Linked DNA regions of Homo sapiens: region 1 is linked to region 2. The links are chromatin loops, found by intact Hi-C in ENCODE. Cell type or tissue: mammary epithelial cell. All regions are shown on one strand. Links, peaks and the distances in the headings refer to the core of each region. The heading gives the core; the rest is flanking DNA.

The links. Peaks named below come from ENCODE experiments on the same cell type or tissue, not always from the same donor. Only the 100,000 strongest peaks of a DNase experiment are listed, where the experiment ranks them.
Region 1: a loop joins it to region 2, with 14 times the contacts of the local background. A loop is called at or near these places in 2 of 110 quality-filtered maps.

The regions. Positions count from the first base shown.
Region 1 is chr9:83,225,707-83,237,514 of GRCh38, reverse strand. It overlaps FRMD3-AS1 (FRMD3 antisense RNA 1), which reads right to left. Exons shown (of 3, transcript NR_184120.1): 2 at 3,596-3,799. Among named protein-coding and RNA genes, the nearest start is that of FRMD3-AS1, 12 kb to the right of the region's middle. RefSeq lists an enhancer at 9,046-9,747. In mammary epithelial cell, for the core only: a CTCF peak has its summit at 6,231 (motif pointing right); no DNase peak of the experiment used is centred there.
Region 2 is chr9:83,160,674-83,172,481 of GRCh38, reverse strand. It overlaps a transcript of RASEF not described here. Among named protein-coding and RNA genes, the nearest start is that of FRMD3-AS1, 53 kb to the left of the region's middle. In mammary epithelial cell, for the core only: a CTCF peak has its summit at 5,064; a DNase peak (open chromatin) is centred at 5,131; H3K27ac peaks cover 380 bases.

The sequences.
Region 1 (11,808 bases), core at 4,820-7,319, 64 kb before region 2:
TACTCAAGAGAACAGAAAACATATATTTACACAAAAAAATGGGTAATTTTCATAGCAGCACTTTGCATAATAGCACAGAAGTGGAAACAACCCGTATGTCCATCGGTTCGTAAATTGCATAAACAAATGTAGTGTATCCATTCCATAAAAATGAATGAAGTATTGGTACACGCTACACCATGGATGAACTTTGAAAACATTATGCTAAGTAAAAGAAGCCAAAAGCAAAAGGCCATCTATTGCATGATTTGATTTATATAAAATGTCCAGAATAGGCAAATCTATAGAGACAGAAAGTAGATTAGTGATTTCCACGGGTAGGGAGAATGAAGAATGACTGCTAATAGGTACAGAGTTTCTTTTTTGGGTGATAAAATTTTTCTTTGAATTATGTAGTTGCGATGGTCGCATGACTCTGTGAACAAAGACCAATGAATTTTATGCATTATTTATGGTATGTTAATTATAGCTCAACAAAGCTGTTAGCAAAAATTATATTTGTTGTGGTTCACTATGTTATTTTTTAACATATTTTGTGAGGAGTACGAGTTGAGTAGCTTTATTATAACCAAGAACCTTTCCATTTCTATTTGTCAGCAAGTTTTGTCAGTACTTAATTCTATCAAAATGAAAAATAGATAATGCTGAACCCAGTTTCATTTTAGCGATAAGTAATATTTGTGCATAAAGATTAAATAATTTGATTTATACCATTGATATTTACTTCTAATAAATTTTTAACTTTTGTTCAATAGTTACTTAAGCTATTATGAAATAACTATTAATATTTTCTTATGAACTATGAATATTAATATTTTAATAGATTCTACAAAAACTATTAAAAACAAAAATTTTAATTTTTTTACACAAAATAATTTTGTGCATCATTATTAGTGCTTCTGTAAAAATGACAAAAGGCCAGAGTATAAAATTGCTGCCTAGGAGATACTGATATAAAGATAGAAGTAGCTGGCATATCTGGAACAGAAAGTCGGTGTAATATGATGGCTAAGAGCTCAGGCTCTCCAGCCAGATGGCCTCAGCTCTGGTCTCAGCTTTCCTGCTCTTCTTAGGTGTAACTTTAGGTAACTCATTTGATCTCTTGAATTCTTGGCATCCTCATCTTTAAAATTATGTTTAACTACAGCACTTATCTCAGAGCTGTTATGGAATTTAAAAATAAGTTAGAATTTGCAAATCCCTTAGCAAAGTCTTGGACATGTAGTAACTACTTGAGAAATGCTAGGAGTTAAGGCCCATAATCTGGCACCTCCAGGTCATTCTAGACTCATCGTAACCATTTCACTCTTTGAGGACATCCTGTTCTACTGAAGTAATAGCATCATGGTGGCAATGCATAACAAAATTGGATTTGGAAGTTTCAGAAGATATAACAAGAACCAGAATTTGCTTCTAAAAAACATCTATTTTTCTTCTACATTTATTTATAAACAAAACATCTCGTTGCCTATAACGTGGATACACATCCAAAATAGTAAGACATCAGAAAATAGAATACATCAAAATTCCTTTCAGGAGGAAACTGTGTTTGTAAGAAAGAAATGTTTTTTTCTAAGTTGTTCAAAGTAGGGAGTATATTGCAAATGTATAGTCAAGTTACAAATGCAAGGTCTCCTGATTTCTTTCTCTGCGTGACTTTCTTTTTTCTGGTCCTCTGTCCTGTGCTATTTACCTTTTGATAAATGTTCGATGTGGAAGTTGATTCTCAGAACCCTTGGCACAATAGCCTTGGTTACCCACATCCATTTCAAGAGCTCCTAACAGTTTGGAAACACTGGATCTTGCTTTGGGTGCAGTTGAATCTTCAACCCCTGTGGTGAGACCTATTTCTATGTAGATTAGAAAGAAACAATGATAGCACAGTGATTGCAAAGATGAAGAAACAGGATTTGAATTCATTTAATTTCACCATTCAGTGTGACTCAATCACAATTTAAAAATTTTTTAATTTAAAATTTAAAATGTTTGCCAACTATGAAGTGTAATATTTTTGTTTTATAAGTGCAAATTTTATTTCATACATATTTTCTGAATATGATAACATTTTAAAATTGCAATGTATTCTTTTTAATTGTTAATTATTTGTCTTCAAACAAAAGAACAAATAAGAAAACAAAATCTCACATTAGTAATTGCCTAAATTAGGTCGGGCGCAGTGGCTCATGCCTGTAATCCCAGCACTTTTGGAGGCCGAGGTGGGAGCATGGCTTGAGCTCAGGAGTTTGAGATCAGCCTGCGCATCATAGCAAGAGTCCATCTCATTTAAAAAAATTTAAAATGTAATTGCCTAAACTATACTTCTGCAGACATTTTAGTTTTATTTAAACCTAGTTATTGGACTGTCATTTACGTAAATATTAATATATCAGACTGTAACCAAAGGATCAAAGTTCAGCCATTTAGGTGGATATAAAAATTAATAAAAAATAGTTGTAGGCATTTCCTTTTATTTTAGAAACTTATATAATTATATATAAGATTATACATAGTTTAATAGAACATTTTCACTGCTTTGTTTTTCTGAGCATTATTTGTGTATATATATAATCCATAATTATGTATGATATTGTCAATTACACGTATTATAAAGACATAATTATCATCATACTCATGGCCATTATTGAAAATAATTTTGTTGTATAGAGAAGGGAGGTGTTAAAAAATGACTCCTCCGGGTGTCACATATATTAGATATTCCACAGGACACAGTCTTGATATCAGCATGGTTCCTGAGAAGATTGGAAAGCTTGGAGTAGGGTCAAACAGTGACTCAGCGACTGATAGAATTGGCATAGAGTCAGAGTGGGGGAGTCAAGTTTGATTTTTAAATGCCTAGTTTGGGTGAGTGGGAAAAGACAATGTCATTAGCCAGGCTCAGTTCCAATAGAGCCAGTGTTTTTTATTTATAATTATTTTTTTTAAAATTTTAATTAAAAAATACTGTTTTGGTACAAAGATAATGAGTTAGACTTGGATCTAGTGAGCCTGAAGTACCTGTGGGATGTTTAGTTGGTCTAGAAACTCAGGTGTGAAGTTAGGGCTGGATTCTGGATTATATGCATTTGAATTATAGGTGCTACTAAAAAAACACTGGCTGGATAGCATCAATTGCAGGGAAAATGTTTTAGGGCATAATGAAGAGAGATATTCAAGGATACCTTAAGGAAAAGAGATTTTAAAAGTGAGAGAGATGGTCCTTTTATCTTTTTCTGTTTCCTCTCTTTTTGCCACACTCTACACAGACACAAAGCAACAGCTATTTTATCTTTAAAATAGAGAATCAAGATGGAAATCAAGAAAATACAGAGGGATTTCTTTGCACTAAGACTCAGTTTCCAGAAGCAGAAGAGACTCAGTTTCAGAAAGCATTATGACTCGTTTTTAGGGAGTCAAGAAACTTCTCTTTCTTACGTTTAGGTTCATAGTCAAAGAAAGGCTGGATCCCTAAAGAGAATAAGTCAAAAGTTAAGAACAACAGTAAAGGCTGGATCCCTAAAGGGAGTAAGTCAAAAGTTAAGAACAACAGTAACATAAAAAGGCTGTCCTGAGCTTTTGCTATCATGCATATCCTTACAGGGCTCATCTGGAAGGCCCATTTGAGTATAACAGGGATGCTTTCTGGAGATCAGGTTGTTCCAGGTCAGCTGGCACCGGATTCCTGCTGCAGGGCTCCTCCTCTTAGCAACAGGCACATCTTTTAGCCTGCAGAGATGGTCCAGAGTTGCAGAGACTCAAAGCACAAATGTCCTGAGAGACAGTTACCCGGCAGTCAGTGTCACTGTGTGAAAATGAGTGAAAAGTACAAACAAAACAGATCAGAAGCTGGGCTACTGATCTCTCTCTCTTTCTCTCTCTCTCTCTCTCTCTCTCCATATATATATATATATATTCCCCATTGGGTGTAAAACATGTAACAGTGAATAAGCAGATAAAAATCCTAGCTATCATGGAGCTTAAATTCTAGTGGGAGGATACAGACAGTAACTAAATAAGAAATTCCTAAGAAAAGCATTACATAAAAAATACACAAGAAAAGTATCAGATAGTGATAAATGCAAAAGAGAAATAATAAGTGAGGATGGGGAAAAGAAGTGCTGGGGCATGTGATTGGGGAGGCCTCTCTTTTTCAGTGAGGTAGAGACCATGATTCTAAGTAAAATAACTCAGAAACAGAAAATCAAATACTGTATGTTCTCATTTGTAAATGGGAGCTAAACAATGGGTACATATGGACATAAAGTTGTAAACAATAGACACTGGGGATTCCAAAATGGGGGATGCCAGAAGTCAGGGGTGAGGGTTGAAAAATAACCTTGGGGGTGCGGGAGTTAACTGTGTGGGCATGTGGAGGATTGGCATCCAGGGTTGAGGGGGAGCATGATGGAATGCCTGAAGAACAGAAAGGGGCCATTGTGGACCGAACGCACAGGACAGCCCTCCTGGGCACAGAGTATGGAACAGCAGGAGGGAGCCCTAACAGAGGCAGAATGGACATCGGTGGTACTGGGGAAGCTGCAATAGCCAGATAGGCCTTCTGTCCACAGAGTAAGGGTCAATTAGGTAGTGGATTATGTGGGTAGGGGGGCAGAGAAGCCTTGTGCCCTCCAGTTTTCAGATCTATCCACTGGGACGCTGCTGCAGACCTTACCTGCTCTGGCCTTTAAATTGAGCTGCAGAGGAGAGGGGGAGTGGGGGTGGCAGAGCTATCTGAAGGAGGGGAGGAAGGCCCAAGCTAGGGCAGTAGTGGGGCAGGGACATACCAGTGATTCCTATTCCAGTGGCCGCCATGCTGCTGAGCATGTGGTCAGGATTGTTGGTAGAAGGCTAACCTGGGTCTCAGAGATTCAGTCAACTATGGGGCCTAGGAAAGATATTCTATAAAGGTGTCCCTGCCTTGAACAAGGAGCTTGGTAAACATATTCTTCGGTGGAGGAAGTGATTTTAAGCAGAAGGAATTATAGGGAAGGTTTTGGAAAAGGGAATGTACCAAAGGAGGGAATTTAGGGGGATAGAGAGCATAGTCAAATTTAGCTTCTGTGTCTTCCAGTGTGAGTTGGTTCCCATGAGTTGGAGAAGTGATATAGAAGACCATAGAATAGAAAACATAGCCAAGGCCATCTTCAAATATTTTTCCCTATTGGCACTTTTTCAGAGGGTTCAATCAGCCCTAAAACTTCCTTCCTCTTCCATGGGATAGTTTCTCCGGACTGTGCTAAGTCTTCCTGAAGTGGAATGTTCTTTGCCTTTCTGTTTTTCTCTCTTTCTATGTATGTGTGTACAGATACACACACACACACACACACACACACACACACACACAAAAGGCCAGACATTTCTATAACTTATTCTCTAAAATTCACTTCATTTGGGTCTTTCATTACAAAAAAGGCTCTGCCTTCTTTCCAATTAAAACAATTGATGATGAAAAGAATCCAGATCCATGGCAGTAGGCTTGATAAAGAATTGGTAAAGAAAGTTACAAAGAGCAAAATAAAAACCACCCATAATCTTACTCCCCAGGAATAACCAATGCTAACTTTGGATTTTAATTTTTCAGAATTGGAATAATGCTAAGTCCTTCAATGTGGGGCAGAAGGACTAAGCAGAGGGTCTCTCAGAGTGTTCTGCTTTATAGTTTTTCACAATGAAAATACACCTATCTGTCTTGATCCCAGGCTTTCTGCTGCTACCAAATGCCTACCTCTAACATCCCCTATGGCAGGAGAGGCTCTCATTTTAGGAAGACCCTATTTACTCTGGCACATGACTTCTCCATTCTACTATTTTATGTATCCTAGTTGGCTGCAAGCATCCAATTCTTCTGACGCACAGCCTCAGAATCTTGTCCCTGGGACCCAGCTGTTGGCCATCCCATTGGCCTCTTGGTGTGGCCCGTTGCTTTAGTTCCAACTGCAACAAAAGTCAGTTTCTCTTTTCAACTGCTGATTTTTGGCTTCTCTAAACAGCATGCCCATCATGTCTTGGGCCCCTAGCCCACAGGTCCTGCCAAAGGATTAAGTTTCCAAAAGTTTGGCTTGTTGTGTCCAGATCAAATTTAAGTTGGGTGCAAATTGCTCCCTTCATGGGAGTCCACATGGACTGCTCTACTCCTCCACCAGCAGCAGATCATCTAAATCCTTTTGCAGACATGCTAATTCTAGCTTGAAGGAAAGAGTCTACGTTCCTCCAGGGGGAGCTCCATAAATAGCTCCAAGGACAAGAGAAAGGCATGTGCCCTATCTTCCTCCAGGGGGAGCTCCATAAATAGCTCCAAGGACAAGAGAAAGGCATGTGCCCTATCTTCTTCTTAGACATTACTTTCTATTTAAGTAGGACTGGCTCCCTTTGATCTCTGCCTCTTTGCTTGCATACAGGTTTCCTTTACAGACATGCTTCATTCCACTGTGCTCTGCTTTATTGTGCTTTGCAGATATTGTTGTTTTTTACTTTGAAGGCACACCCTGCGTCAATAAGTCTGTCGGCGCCATTTTTCCAATAGCATGTGCTCACTTGGTGTCTTTGTGTCACATTTTGGTAATTCTCACAATATTTCAAATTTTCTCATTAGTATTGTATCTGTTATGGTTGTCTGTGATCGATGATCTTCGATGTTCCATTGTAGTTGTTTTGGGGAACCACGAACCAAACCCCCAGAAGACAGTGAACTTAATTAGTAAATGTTGTATGTGTCTTGACTGCCTCACTGACCAGCTGCCAGCTGTTCCCCCATCTTTCTCCTTTGCCCCAGGCCTCCCTATTCCCTGAGATACAGCAATATTGAAATTAGGCCAAGTAATTACCCTACAATGGCCTCTCTAAGTGTTCAAGTGTAAGGAAGAGTTACACATCTCTCACTTTAAAACAAAAGCTAGAAATGATTAGGCCTAGTGGTGAAGACATGTTGAAAACTGAGATAGGCCAATAGCTAGGCCTCTTGCACCAGTTAGCCAAGTTGTGAATGCACAGAAAAAGTTCTTAAAGAAAATTGCAAGTGCTACTCCAGTGAACATACTAATGATAAGAAAGCAAAACAGCCTTACTGCTGAGATGGAAAAAGTTTTAGTGTTTTGGATAGAAGGTCAAACCAGCCACAACATTCCCTTAAGCCAAAACCTGATCCAGAGCAAGGACCTAGATCTTCAAGTCTATGAAGGCTGAGAGGGGCGCAGAAGCTGAAGAAGAAAAGTTGAAAACTAACAATGGTTTGATTCATGAAGTTGAAGAAGCCGCCTCCATAACATAAATGTGCAAGGTGAAGCAGCAAGTGTTATTGATCTCTAGCTAAGGTCATTGATGAAGGTGGCTACACTAAACAACCAATTTTCAATGTAGACAAAACAGTCATCTATTGGAAGAAGATGCCATCTAGAACTTTCACAGGTAGAGAGGAGAAATCAATACCTGATTTCAAACCTTCAGAGGACAGGCTGACTCTCTTGTTAGGGGCTAATGCAGCTGGTGACCTTAAGTTGAATCCAATGTCTGTTTACCATTTAGAAAATCCTTAGAGCCCTTAAGAATTATGCTAAATTTGCTCTGCCTGTGCTTTATAAATGGAACAACAAAGCCTGGATGAGAGCACATCTGTTTTCATCATGTCTCACTGAATATTTTAAGCACACGGTTGAGACCTACTGCTCAGAAAAGAAGATTTCTTTAAAAAATATTACTGTTAATTGACAATGCACTTGGTCGCCCAAGAGCTCTGATGGAGATGTACAAGGAGATCAGTGTTGTTTTCTTGCCTGCTAACATCACATCCATTCTGTAGCCCATTGATTAAGGAGTAATTTTGAATTCCAAGTCTTATTATTTAATAAATAAACTTTGGAAGGCTATAGTTTCCATGGATAGTGATTCCACTGATGGATCTGGATAAATGGAAAAGCTTCTGGAAAGGATTTACCATTCTAGATGCCACTGAGAATATTTATGTTCATCAATAGCAAAGTCATGGAATCAACCTAAGTGTCCATCAATGTTTGATTGGATAAAGAAAATGTGGTATATAGAAACCATGGAATACTATACAGCTTTCTAAAAGAATGAACTTATGCCCTTTGCAGCAACATGGATGGAGCTGGAGGCCATTATCCTAGGTGAAATAACTCAGAAACAGAAAATCAAATACTGTGTCTTCTCACTTACAAGTGGGAGCTAAACAATGGGTACACATGCACATAAATTTGGAAACAACAAACACTAGGGTTTCCAAAATGGGGGAGGGTGGAAGAGGGGTTGGTGAGGGTTGATTTCATGGGTTATACCTATTGAGTAGAATGTTCAATATTTGGGTGATTTGTTCACTTGAAGCCCAAACTTCACCATTATACAATATATCCATGTAACAAACCTACACATGTACCCCTGAATCTAAAATAAAAATAATAACAAAAATGAACATTGTGACTCATGAAAGGAGATCAAATTGTCAACATTAACATAAATTTGGAAGACGTGGATTCCAATCATCCTGAATGACTTTGAGTTCAAGACTTCAGCGGGGACAAGCACTGCAGATGCGTTAGAAATAGCGAGGAAATGAAGATGGCCGAATAGGAACAGCTCCGGTCTACAGCTCCCAGCGTGAGCGACGCAGAAGAAGGGTGATTTCTGCATTTCCATCTGAGGTACCGGGTTCATCTCACTAGGGAGTGCCAGACAGTGGGCGCAGGTCAGTGGGTGCGCGCACCGTGCGTGAGCCGAAGCAGGGCGAGGCATTGCCTCACTTGGGAAGCGCAAGGGGTCAGGGAGTTCCCTTTCCGAGTCAAAGAAAGGGGTGACGGACGGCACCTGGAAAATCGGGTCGCTCCCACCTGAATACTGTGCTTTTCTGACCGGCTTAAAAAACAGCGCACCATGAGATTATATCCGGCACCTGGCTCGGAGGGTCCTACGCCCACGGAGTCTCGCTGATTGCTAGCACAGCAGTCTGAGATCAAACTGCAAGGTGGCAGCGAGGCTGGGGGAGGGGCGCCTGCCATTGCCCAGGCTTGCTCAGGTAAACAAAGCAGCTGGGAAGCTGGAACTGGGTGGAGCCCACCACAGCTCAAGGAGGCCTGCCTCCCTCTGTAGGCTCCACCTCTGGGGGCAGGGCACAGACAAACAAAAAGACAGCAGTAACCTCTGCAGACTTAAATGTCCCTGTCTGACAGCTTTGAAGAGAGCCATGGGTCTCCCAGCACGCAGCTGGAGATCTGAGAACCGGCAGACTGCCTCCTCAAGTGGGTCCCTGACCCCTGACCCCCGAGCAGCCTAACTGGGAGGCACCCCCCAGCAGGGGCACACTGACACCTCACAGGGCAGGGTATTCCAACAGACCTGCAGCTGAGGGTCCTGTCTGTTAGAAGGAAAACTAACAAACAGAAAGGACATCCACACCGAAAACCCATCTGTACATCACCATCATCAAAGACCAAAAGTAGATAAAACCGCAAAGATGGGGAAAAAACAGAACAGAAAAACTGGAAACTCTAAAAAGCAGAGCACCTCTCCTCCTCCAAAGGAACGCAGTTCCTCACCAGCAAGGGAACAAAGCTGGATGGAGAATGACTTGGACGAGCTGAGAGAAGAAGGCTTCAGACGATCAAATTACTCTGAGCTACGGGAGGACATTCAGACCAAAGGCAAAGAAGTTGACAACTTTGAAAAAAATCTAGAAGAATGTATAACTAGAATAACCAATACAGAGAAGTGCTTAAAGGAGCTGATGGAGCTGAAAACCGAGGCTCGAGAACTATGTGAAGAATGCAGAAGCCTCAGGAGCTGATGCGATCAACTGGAAGAAAGGGTACCAGCAATGGAAGATGAAATGAATGAAATGAAGCGAGAAGGGAAGTTTAGAGAAAAAAGAATAAAAAGAAATGAGCAAAGCCTCCAAGAAATATGGGACTATGTGAAAAGACCAAATCTACGTCTGATTGGTGTACCTGAAAGTGATGGGGAGAATGGAACCAAGTTGGAAAACACTCTGCAGGATATTATCCAGGAGAACTTCCCCAATCTAGCAAGGCAGGCCAATGTTCAGATTCAGGAAATACAGAGAACACCACAAAGATACTCCTTGAGAAGAGCAACTCCAAGACACATAATTGTCAGATTCACCAAAGTAGAAATGAAGGAAAAAATGTTAAGGGCAGCCAGAGAGAAAGGTCGGATTACCCTCAAAGGGAAGCCCATCAGACTAACAGCGGATCTCTCAGCAGAAACCCTACAAGCCAGAAGAGAGTGGGGGCCAATATTCAACATTCTTAAAGACAAGAATTTTCACCCCAGAATTTCATATCCAGCCAAACTAAGCTTCATAAGTGAAGGAGAAATAAAATACTTTACAGACAAGCAAATGCTGAGAGATTTTGTCACCACCAGGCCTGCCCTAAAAGAGTTGCTGAAGGAAGCTCTAAACATGGAAAGGAACAACCAGTATCAGCCACTGCAAAATCATGCCAAAATGTAAAGACCATCGAGACTAGGAAGAAACTGCATCAACTAACAAGCAAAATAACCAGCTAACATCATAATGACAGGATCAGATTCACACATAACAATATTAACTTTAAATGGAAATGGACTAAATGCTCCAATTAAAAGACACAGACTGGCAAATTGGATAAAGAGTCAAGACCCATCAGTGTGCTGTATTCAGGAAACCCATCTCACGTGCAGAGACACACATAGGCTCAAAATAAAAGGATGGAGGAAGATCTACCAAGCAAATGGAAAACAAAAAAAGGCAGGGGTTGCAATCCTAGTCTCTGATAAAACAGACTTTAAACCAACAAAGATCAAAAGAGACAAAGAAGGCCATTACATAATGGTAAAGGGATCAATTCAACAACAAGAGCTAACTATCCTAAATATATATGCACCCAATACAGGAGCACCCAGATTCATAAAGCAAGTCCTGAGTGACCTACAAAGAGACTTAGACTCCCACACATTAATAATGGGAGACTTTAACACCCCACTGTCAACATTAGACAGATCAACGAGACAGAAAGTCAATAAGGATACCCAGGAATTGAACTCAGCTCTGCACCAAGCAGACCTAATAGACATCTACAGAACTCTCCACCCCAAATCAACAGAATATACATTTTTTTCAGCACCACACCACACCTATTCCAAAATTGACCACATACTTGGAAGTAAAGCTCTCCTCAGCAAATGTAAAAGAACAGAGATTATAACAAACTATCTCTCAGACCACAGTGCAATCAAACTAGAACTCAGGATTAAGAATCTCACTCAAAACCGCTCAACTACATGGAAACTGAACAACCTGCTCCTGAATGACTACTGGGTACATAACGAAATGAAGGCAGAAATAAAGATGTTCTTTGAAACCAACGAGAACAAAGGCACAACATACCAGAATCTCTGGGACGCATTCAAAGCAGTGTGTAGAGGGAAATTTATAGCACTAAATGCCCACAAGAGAAAGCAGGAAAGATCCAAAATTGACACCCTAACATCACCATTAAAAGAACTAGAAAAGCAAGAGCAAACACATTCAAAAGCTAGCAGAAGGCAAGAAATAACTAAAATCAGAGCAGAACTGAAGGAAATAGAGACACAAAAAACCCTTCAAAAAATTAATGAATCCAGGAGCTGGTTTTTTGAAAGGATCAACAAAATTGATAGACCGCTAGCAAGACTAATAAAGAAAAAAGAGAGAAGAATCAAATAGACACAATAAAAAATGATAAAGGGGATATCACCACCAATCCCACAGAAATACAAACTACCATCAGAGAATACTACAAACACCTCCGCGCAAATAAACTA
Region 2 (11,808 bases), core at 3,721-6,220:
CACAAAAGAAGACAGTAGGAAAGGAAGAAAGGAAGAGAAGACATACAAAACAACCAGAAAAAAAATAACAAAATGACAGTAGTAAGTCCTTACCATCAATAATAATGTTAAATGGAAATGGACTAAATTATCCAATTAAAAGATGTAGAGTAGTCCAATTCTTAAGGCCACAAAACAATTTCAACAAGTTCAAAGAAATAGAAACTGTATCAAGCATCTTTTCTGACAAGAAGGGAATAAAACTAGAAATTGATAAGAAGATGAACCTTAGAAACTGTACAAACAACTAGAAAGTAACATGCTCCTGAATGAGTAACGGGTCATGAAGAAATTAAAAAAGAAATAAAAATATCTTAAAACAAGTGAAAATGGAAACACAACATACCATACCTATAGGATGACACAAAGCAGTGCTAACAGGCAAGTTTATAGCAATAAATGCCTACATCAAAAAAGTAGAAAGACTTCAAATAAACAACCTAACGATACACCTCAAGAAACTAGAAAATCAGGAACACACCAAATCCAAAATTAGTAGAAGAAAAGAATACAGATCAGAGCAGAACTAAACAAAATAGAAACTAAGAAAAGGACAAAGGATTCAATGAAACAAAAAGTTGGCATTTTGAAAACATACAAAATTGATAAACCACTAACTAGACTAACAAAGAAAAAAGAAGACCCAAATTAAATAAAACCAGAGACAACAAAGGAAATACTATAAAGGAGAAATTCAAAGTATCATTAGAGATTATTATGAGCAACTATATGCCAATACATTTCAAAACCTAAAAGACATGGATATGTTCCTAGACACATACAACTTACCAAGATTAAAATATGAAGAAACAGAACACTTGAACATACCAGTAACGAATAAAAAGAAACAGTAATAAAAATTTTCCCATCATAGAAAAGTCCAGGACCTGATGCCTTCACTGCTAGAATTCTACTAAACATTTCAAGAAGAACTAATGCCAATTCTACTGGAACTCAGAAAAATGAGGAAGAAGAAATACTTCCAAACTCATTTTTGTGAGGTGAGCATCATTCTGATACCAAAACCAGACAAAGACACAACAACAACAGAAAAGAAAACTACAGGCCAATATCATTGATGAACATAGTTGCAAAAATCTTCAATAAAATACCAGCAAATTGAATTCAACCACACATTAAAAAGATTATTCATTATTATCAAGTGGGGTTCATCCCAGGAATGCAAGGATAGGTCAACATACACAAATCAACAAATGTGGTACATCACATTAATAGAATCAAGGGCAAAATATATTTAAATCATTTCAATAAATACCATAAATCACTCAATGAAATTTAATATCTCTTCATGATAATATCTCTTCATGATAAAAACTAGGTATGGAAGGAACATATTCAAAACAATAAAGGTCACATATGACAAACTCACATCTAGCACCACACTGAATGGGGAAAAATTGAAAGCTTTTCATCTAAGATCTGGAACAAGACAAAGATGCTCACTTTCACTACTCCTATTGAGCATAGTACCAGAAGTCATAGCCAGAGCAATCAAACAAAAGAAAGACAGAAAAGGCAACCAAATTGGAAAGGAAAAAGTCAAATTATTATTGTTTGCAGGTAATATGATCTAATATTTAGAAAAATCCTAAAGACTTCACCAAAAAAACCTGTTAGAATTGGTAAAGGAATCCAGTAAAGTTGGAGGCTACAAAATTAACGTACAGATATCAGTAGTGTTTCTATACTAGCTAATAGTGAACTATCCGAAAAAGAAATCAAGAAAGCAATCTTGTTTATTGTACAATAGCTACCAAAAATTACCCAGGAATAAACTTAACCAAATAAATAAAAAATCTCTATAATGAAAGCTATAAAACACTGATGAAAGAAATTGAAGAGGACACAAAAAAGAAAAAATATGCCAGGTTCATGGAGTGGAAGAATTAATATTTTTAGCATCCATACTACACAAAGAGATATATAGATTCAATGAAATCTTTTCCAAAATACCAATGACATACATAAATATATATATATTTTTAAATCTGAAGTTTGTATTTAACTTCAAAAGACCCAAATGGTCAAAGCAATCTTGAATATAAAAACAAAGCTGGAGGCATCACATTACCTGCCTCAAATATACTACAAAGCTGTAGTAACCAAAACAGCATGGCACTGGCACAGAATCAGACACATAGACCAATGCAACAGAATAGAAATCCCAGAAATAAATCCTTACATGTATAGCCAACTCATTTTGACAAAGGTGCCAATAACATACATTGGGGAAAGCACAGTCTCTTCAATAATAGGTGCTGTGAAAACTGATAGCCATGTTCAGAAGAATGAAACTAGACCTCTATCTCTCACCACAACCAAAAATCAAATCAAAATAAATTAAAGACTTAAATGTAAGACCTGAAGCTAGGAAACTACTTGAAGAAAATATTGGGGAACCATTTCAGGACATTGGTCTGGGCAAAGATTTCTTGAGTTAGACCTTAGAAGCACAGGCAACAAAAGAAAAAAATGACAAATGGGATTATATCAAGCTAAAAAGCTTATGCCCAACAAAGGAAACAATCAACAAAGTGAAGATACAATCTACAAATAAAAAGAAATCTGACAATGGACTAGTAACCAGAATATATAAGAAACTCAAACAACTCAATAGCAAAATGATAAATAATCTAATTAAAAATGAGCAAAGGATCTGAATAGATATTTCCCAAAAGAAGACATACAAATGACCATTAGGTATATGAAAAAATGCTCAACATCACTAATCATTAAGGAGATGCAAATCAAAACCACAGTGAGATATCATCTTCCCAGAGTTAAAATGGCTATTATTCAAAAGCCAAAAACAAAACAAAAAACAAAACAAACAAACAAACAAAACAAACAAAAAAACCAACCAAACAAAAACCCAAATGCTGTCGAGGATATGGAGAAAAGGAAATGCTCATACACTACACCGTTGGTGGCAATGTAAATTAGCACAGCCACTATGGAAAACAGTATGGAAGTTCCTAAAAAAGCTAAAAATAGAGCTACTGTATAAGATCAAACAATCCCACTCCTGTGTGTGTGTGTGTGTGTGTGTGTGTGTGTGTGTGTGTGTGTGTATGGAAATCAGTATATCAGAGATATTATTTGCACTGTCATGTTTATTGCAGTGCTATTCACAATAGTCAAGATATAAAATCAACCTAAGTGTCTATCAGTGAATGAATGGATAAAGAAAATTTGGTTTATACGCACAATGGAAAATTTTTCAGCCATAAAAAAATGAAGCCCTGTCATTTGCAGCAGCATGGATTGAACTGGAGGACATTATGTTAAGTGAAAGACAAATATTGCTTGTTCTCACTCACATAGGAGCTAAAAAAATGATCTCTCACTCACATAGGAGCTAAAAAAAAAATGATCTCTTGGAGGTAGCAAATAGAATGGTGGTTGCCAGAGGCTAGGAAGGGCAGCAGGGAGGGATGAGACAAAAAGGGGCTGGTTAATGAGCACAAGAAAACAGGCAGATAGAAGGAATAAAATCCAGTGTTCACTAGGAAAGTAAGGTGACTATAGTTAACAATAATTTATTGCATATTTCAAAATAGCTAGAAGATAAGGCTTGAAATGTCCCCAGTACAAATAAATGACAAATGTTTGTCACTTTTGTCTTTAATAATAGCCATTTTAACTGGGGTGAGGTGATATCTCATTGTGATTTTGATTTGCATTTCCCTGATGATTAATGATGTTAAGCATTTTTTCATATACCTGATAGCATGTGTATGCCTTCTCTTGAGAAATATCTATTCAGATCTTCTGCCCATTTTTAAATTGGAGTATTTGCTTTTTTGCTATTGAGTTGTTAGAGTTCCTTATATATTCTGGTTATTAATCCCTCATCAGATGGATGATTTGCAAATATTTCCTTTTATTCCATAGGTTGTCTCTTCACTTTGTTGATTGTTTCCTTTGCTGTGCCGAATGATAAATGAGGTGATGGATATCCCAATTACTCAGTTTTGATCATTACACATTGTATGGTTGTATCACAATATCACATGTACCTCATAAATATTTACAATTATTCTGTATCCATAAAAATAAAAAAACCACAAATAACTCAATTTAAAGTAGTCAAATAACCTGGATAGACATTGCTCCACAGAAGACACACAAATGGCCAATAAGCACAGGAAAAGATGCTCATATCATTAAACATCAAAGTAATGTAAATCAAAACCATAGTGAAATACCATTTCATACCCACTATGCTGGCTACAATAAAAAATAAATCATAACAAGTGTTGATAGGGATGTGCAGAAATTGGGACCCTCATTCACTGCTAGTAGGAATTCTGGTGCCCCTTCTTTCAAAAATATTTTGGCAGTTCCTCAACTTTAAACAGAATTAACCATCTGACCAACCCAGCAGTTCCACTTCTAGGTATACACTCAAGAGAACTGAAAACATATGCCACACAAAAACTTGTACATGAATGTCCATTGAGGCATTATTCTTGTTAGCCAAAAAGTAGAAGTGATTCAAATATCATCAACTGGTGGGTGCATAATAAAATGTGGTATATGACTCCATATAATGGAATATCTTTCAGCAGTAAAAGCGGTAAGTACTGATACATGATGAATCTTGAAAACATTATGCTGTCAGAGAGCCCAGTCACAAAAGATCATGCATTGTATGATTCCATCTATATGAAATGTCCAGAATAGGCAAATTTGTATAGACAGAAAGTAGATGAATGGCTACCGGATTCTCAGGGGAATGTGAGGAATGGGATTACTGCTGAAGAATATGGGGTTTCTTCTGGAGGATGATAAAAATGTTCCAAAATTGATATGGTAATGGTTGCACAACTCTGTGAAAATACCAAAAACCTCTGATTGTATGCATTTAATGAGTGAGTTATATGTGTGTGAGTTATATGTCAATAAAACTGTTACAAAAGAAAAGAAATAAGAAGGCTTAGAGTCAACCTCTGTAGAACACTAGTTTACAACGTGCTGGTGTCTCCATCTCATGGGCTTTTATAGCACTCCTGTAGAGATTGCTATTGCTAGATCAAGTTGAAAAAAAAAAAAAAGGCCTAAAGACTTCAGGTGATTTACTCAAGACATTGGCTAACTTGTGGTAGAGGCAGGAAATGCCAGTCTCCACCCACTCAGGTCAAGCCTGGTCTTCTTTCTAATATACCAGATTTTTTTTTTTCTGAGGTTATCTACTCATTCCTTATTTACTTTGCCTAAATTGCCTGATTTTGAGACTCAAAAGTCTGATTTTGTGTCAGGCACTGTTCTAAGCCTTTCAAGTATATTAACTAATTAAATCCTTACAAAAGCTCTGAAAAAAAAAGTGCTACTTTGATCCCACTTGCAGATGAGAAAATGGAAGTAGGGAGATTAATTTTCCCAGATCACATAGCTAGCAAACGGCAAACCTAGGATTTGCACCTCAAAGAGTCTGGAACCAGGCCCTATTGCTTTTAAACCCATACCCTTAAAGAGAGATTCCCTTTCTTTAAGTCTCATATCTTAGATCTCAGTTTCCACTGTAAAACAAGATAAAGAGATCTGCTCTGTTTAGTGGTGCTGAGGTTTGATACTGGGGGTCTACCTGAGTGTGCCAGTGGCCTTGGGTTCCTCTGCACTACAGCCGAATGTGAATGGTGGTCACTGAGTGAGTTCTCTGCCTAAGAGCTCAGCCAGGAGAAGTGTTTGCTTTGCACTAGCTAAATAAATCATTCCTCTGTCAGTCTGTCAGGTGACCAGGCTGGGGTGGGGGTGCAGTAGGTGGTAAGGAGAAGGAGCTGCACAGTTGCTATATACTCAGAGGTTGTATGTATTCTGTCCAATGAAACCGTACCGCCACATGTTATTTTACACCCCGGCTGTCTGGGTTCTACGTCAGCGTGGGAGTGAGTCCTCAGCTAGTCCCTGGACTTGTCTTTCTGGTTGGTTGTTCAGAGAAGACTTAAAGGTGTAATAGTGCTTTTCTTGTGACTTTCAGTCTCTATTGACAACCCTGTGTGTCAAGTGTAATTAAGAGTTCTTGCCAGGAGACACAGGCTTCTTTCTCCTAGTGTGTCTGTACCTGGATTTCCCAGCCTTGCATACCTAGAAAAATTCCACTTGGTTGTAGTGTATAATTTTTTAAATACATTGCTGTATCCAGTTTGGTGATATTTTGTCGGGGACTTTCGCAGCTATGTTCATTAGAACTATTGGTCTGTAGTTTTCATTTCTTGTAATGTCTTTGTCTAGTTTTGTTATTAGGACAATGCTGGCCTTATAGAATGAATTAAAAAGAATTTCCTCTGCTTCTATCTTCTGAAACAGATTATAGAGGATTTGTATATTTTCTCTGTTCAATGTTTGGTAGAATTCACAGATAAACCCATCTTGACCTGAAGTTTTCTCTTTCAGAAGATTATAAACTATTGATTATATTTCTTTAATAAGTATAAGACTATTCAGATTACCCAATTTTTCCTGTGTGAGTTTTGACAGATTGTGTCTTTCAAGGAATTGGCCCATTTCATCTAGGTTATCAAATTTGTGGCCATAGGGTTTTTAAAAAAATGTATTTATTGATTATCCTTTTAATGTCTATGCAACCTGTAGTGATGTCCCCTCTTTCATTTCATTTCTGATATTAGTATTGTGTGTCATCTCACTTTTTTCTTAGTTATTTTGGGTAGAGGCTTATCTATTGTACTGAAGTTTTCACAGAACCAGCTTTTGGTTTCATTGATTCTCTGTATTGATTTCCCATTGTTAATTTCATTGATTCTTGCTCTAATTTTTATGATTTCGTGTGTTTTCCTTACTTTGGCTTTAATTTCCTCCTCTTTGTCTGGTTTCCTAAGATGGGAGCTTAGATAATTGATTTTAGATTTCTTCATTTCTAATATAAGCCTACAATGCTATTAATATAAATTTCCTTCTACTGCTTTGTGGCTAACAAAATTTGATAAGTTGTCTTTTCATTTTCATTCCGTTTCAAATATTTTAGAGCATCTCTTGAGATTTCTTCTTAGACCAGTGGATATTTATAAATGTGTTATGCAATCTCTGAGACTTGGGATTTCCTGGCTGTCTTTCTGTTATTAATTTCTGGTTTAATTCCTTTGTGGCCTGAGAGCAAACATTGTATGATTTCTATTCTCTTAAATGTATTAAGGTATGTTCTATGGCCCAGAATATGATCTGTTTTTGGTGAATGTCCCACATGTGCTTGAGAAGAATGTGTATTCTGCTGTTGTTAAGTGAAGTAGTTAACAAATGTCCATTATATCCAGTCAATTGATGGTGGTGTTGTTGAGTTTATGTCCATACTGATTTTCCATTTGATGGATCTGTTAAATAGTAATATAGGGGTGTTGAAGTCTCCAACTATAATAATGGATTCATTTATTTTTTTTCCTCGTAGTTCTGTCAGTTTTTGCCTTATGTATTTTGATTCTCTGATGTTAGGCACATATACATTAAAGATTGTTATGTCTTCCTGTTATCGACCCCTTTATCATTATGCAATGTCCTTTTATATTCATGATAACTTTTATTGCTCTGTCATCTACTCTGTCCAAAATTAATATAGCTACTCCAACTTCCTTTGATTAGTATGAACATGGTATATTTTTCTCCATTTGTTTAGTTTTAATCAATTTGCATCTTTATATTTAAAGTATGTTTCTTGATATTTCTGACAATCTCTTTTAATTGGTACATTTAGATCATTGATGTTTAAAGTTACTGATATTACTGTATTTCCCATATGTGTTACCATTGTCTGTTACCATTTTTGTTTGTTCCTGTTTTGCCTTCTTTTTTTTTTTCCTTGGTGGTTCTAATTTGATTTTTTCTCCTGTCTTAGTAAACCAATTATGCTTCATTTCTTTAACTTTTAAAATTAGTTGCTCTAGACATTGCAATATACATTTACAACTAATCCATGTCCACCTTCAAAAAACACTATAAACCTTACAAGTAGTGTGAGTACCTTATAATAAAATGATACTAATTTCTCCCTCCCATCCCTTATATCATTGCTGTCATTAATTTCACACACACACACATATATATATATATATATATATATATACACACATATACAAATATATATATTTGAATACGTTGTCGCTATTATTTTTTTGAACGGACTATTATCTGTTAGGTCAATTAAGAATAAGAAAAATAAAATTTTATTTTATCTTCATTTTTTCCTCCTCTGATGCTCATCCTTTCTTTATGTAGATAGATATAGGTTTCTGACATATACAATTTTCCTTCTCTCTATTCTACGTGACTTCTTTTACATTTCTTAAAAGGCAGCTCTACTGAAAACAAATCCACTCAATTTTTGTTTGTCTGAGAAAGTCTTTATTTCTCCTTCATTTTTGAAGGATAGTTTTGTAGGTTACAGAATTCTAGGTTGGTAGGGTTTTTTTTTTTTCCTCTCAAGTAAGATTTGTTTTCTCTGTTTTTTTAAAATAGTGTTTTCTTTTTCTTTGATTCTCTGTAGTTTAAAAATGATATATCTAGGTGTAATTTTTTCAGCATTTATTTTCTTGGTGTTCTCTGAGCCTCCTGAATCTGTAATTTGTTATGACATTACTTTGGGGAAATTCTCAGTCATTATTGTTTAAAATATTTCTTCTACTCCTTTCTCTTTTTCTTCTCCTTCTGGTATTCCCTTTACAAGACATTCCACACTTTGTAGTTGTTCCACAGTTCTTGAATACTCTGTTGTCTTTGTTTTTGGTATGTTTTCTCTTTGATGTTCAGTTTTGGAAGCATTGATTGAGATATTCTCAGAGATTTTCCCTTCAGCAGTTTCCAGTCTATTCATACCCATCAAAGGCATTCTTCATTTCTGTTTCAGTGTTTTTGATCTCTAGCATTTCTCTTTGGTTGTCTTAGAATTTTCATCTTCTTGTTTATGTTGCCCATTGGTTCTTGCATGCTGTCTACTTTATCCAGTAGAGCCCTTATCATATTAATCATTGTTGTTTTATATTACCAATCTGATAATTCCTACATCCCTGCCATTTCTGAGTCTAGTTCTGTCTCTTCAAACTATGTGTGATGTCTTTTTGTAAGTCTTGTCGTTTTTTCTTGATACCTGGACATGAGTTACTGGGTAAAAGGAACTACTGTAGACATGCCTTTAGTCATGTGGTGATTAGGTGTATGTGTGTTGGGGGATAAGTGCTTTATTGTCCTACTATTAGGTTTCAGTCTTTTATGAGGCCATGCCTATGGACTGTGGATTGTACAAGTGTTCATAAGTATTTTTCCTTCTCCTTAGGTGGAATAGGATGGAAACAGTGGGCTGGAGTTGGGTATTTCTTTTCTCCCAGGTCACTTAGGCTCTGGTAAAACAATATTAGTTTAGGTTCTGGTTAAATAGTTTCTCCTGTGGGCAGACCTTGCTAAGAACAGAGTACACTGGCATATTTCAAAATGGTTACATTTCCCCTTCTTCTAATTGAAGCACAAGGGTATTTTTCTTTGATATTTACTGTGAGAACCTTGTCAAGTTCCTGGAGGTAAAGTTCAACCATGTGTGGGGGCTCCCCTTTGACTGGGTCCCCTGGAGTTATTTTTAATCCTCAGCCTTGTCTACACTGAGCTGCCAGCAATTTGCCAATTACAGTTCAGATTTTCCTGCCTGGCAGTGGTTCCTGCTGTGGTTTCTGCTCATGAGTGTCTACTGGAAGAAGCTGGGACTCTCTATACTTGCCTCTCTCTTCAGTCTTTGGGGCAGCAGTGTTCCCTGTGTCCTCACCTCTCATACAGACCTAAGAAGAATTGTTGGTTTTTCAGTCTTTCAGCTTTCTACTTATTGTTTGGATGGAGTAGTGACTTTCAAACTTTCTACATACTGGACTGGAAGCCAGAAGTCCTATAGCTACAAATTAATTTTTATATTTGTAGACCTGCAAAATATTTTCATTCAAAAACGATTTCCCAACAAGATTTTTGGTAAATACTAATTTATATCTGTATTTACCAAATAAAGGACAAAAATTATAGTCTTGCCTACACAGTCACATTCTTTAATTATTTTGTGTCTTTCTGTAATACCATCTCCAGCAGTTTTCTGAAGAATGTAATTTTTTTATGTGAACTTCTTTTTAAATAAAAGTTTCTGTTATCTTCTTCAAAGCTTCATTTTATGGCTACAAAATTGAAAATTATTGACACGTTTAATTGATTTTCCTTTGTAAATCATATTTTTATTGAATATATTATACTATGTTCTCTAAACCTGGAGACCTAGTGCCTAGATACCTAGTAAATCCAGAGTAAATTCTGCTAAAGGAAAGATAATCTCAATCTATTTTTTTTCTGTATTAAAATTTGTATGTATAGCAGCCATAATATTTTCACAAATTTTGTGCCTGTATTAGTCCATTTCCATGCTGTTGATAAAGACATACCTGAGACTGGGAAATTTACAGAAGAAAGAGGTTTATTGGACTTACAGTTCCATGTGGCTGGGGAGGCCTCACAATCATGGTGGAAGGTGAAGTCACATCTCACTTGGTGGCAGACAAGAGAGGAGAGCTTGTGCAGAGAAACTCCTGTTTTTAAAACTATCAGATCTCCTAAGACTCACTATCATGAGAACAGGATAGGAAAGACCCGCCCCCATAATTCAATCACCTCCCACTGGATTCCTCTCACAACACGTGGGAATTGTCAGAGTTATAGTTTAACATGAGATTTGGGTGGGGACACAGCCAAACTATCATTTGGCCCCTGTCCCCTCCCAAATCTCATGTCCTCACATTTCAAAACCAGTCATGCCTTCCCAACAGTCCCCCAAATTCTTAACTCATTTCAGCATTAACTCAAAAGTCCACAGTCCAACGTCTCATTGGAGACAAGGAAAGTCCCTTCCACCTATGAGCATGTAAAATAAAAAGCAAGTTAGTTATTTCCTAGATACAATGCAGGTACAGGCATTAGGTAAATGCAGCCATTCCAAATGGGAGAAATATGCCCAAAGAAAGGGGGAAAGGGGCTACAGGCCCCATGCAAGTCTGAAACCCAGCAGGGCAATTAAAGCTCCAAAATGATCTCCTTTGATTCCATGTCTCACATCCAGATCATGCTGATCCGAGAGGTGGGTTCCCATGGTCTCAGGCAGCTTTGCCCCTGTGGATTTGCAGGGTACAGCCCCCACTCCAGGCTGCTTTCATGGGCTGGCATTCAGCATCTGTAGCTTTTCCAGAAAATTAGTGCAAATTGTCAGTGGATCTACCATTCTGGGGTCTGGAGGACAGTAGCCCTCTTCTCACAGTTCCACTAGGTGGTGCCCCAGTAGGGACTCTGTGGGGGGGGCTCAGACCCCACATTTCCCTTCTGCACTCCCCTGACAGAGGTTCTCTATGAGGGCCCCACCGCTACAGCAAACTTCTGCCTGTGCATTCAGGCAAGTCCATATATCTTCCGAAATCTAGGTGGAGGTTCTGAAACCTCAGTTCTTGACTTCTGTGCACCTACAGGCTCAACACCCCATGGAGGATGCCAAGGCTTGGGGCTTGCACCCTGTGAAGCCACGACCCAAGCTCTATGTGGGCCCCTTCGAGTCACAGCTGGAGCAGCTGGGACACAGGGCACCAAATCTCTAGGCTGCACACAGCACAGGGACCCTGGGCCTGGCTCATGAAACAATTTTTTCCTAGGCCTCTGGGCCTGTGGTGGTAGGGGCTGCTGTGAAGACCTCTGACATACCCTGGAGACATTTTCCCCATTATCTTGGGGACT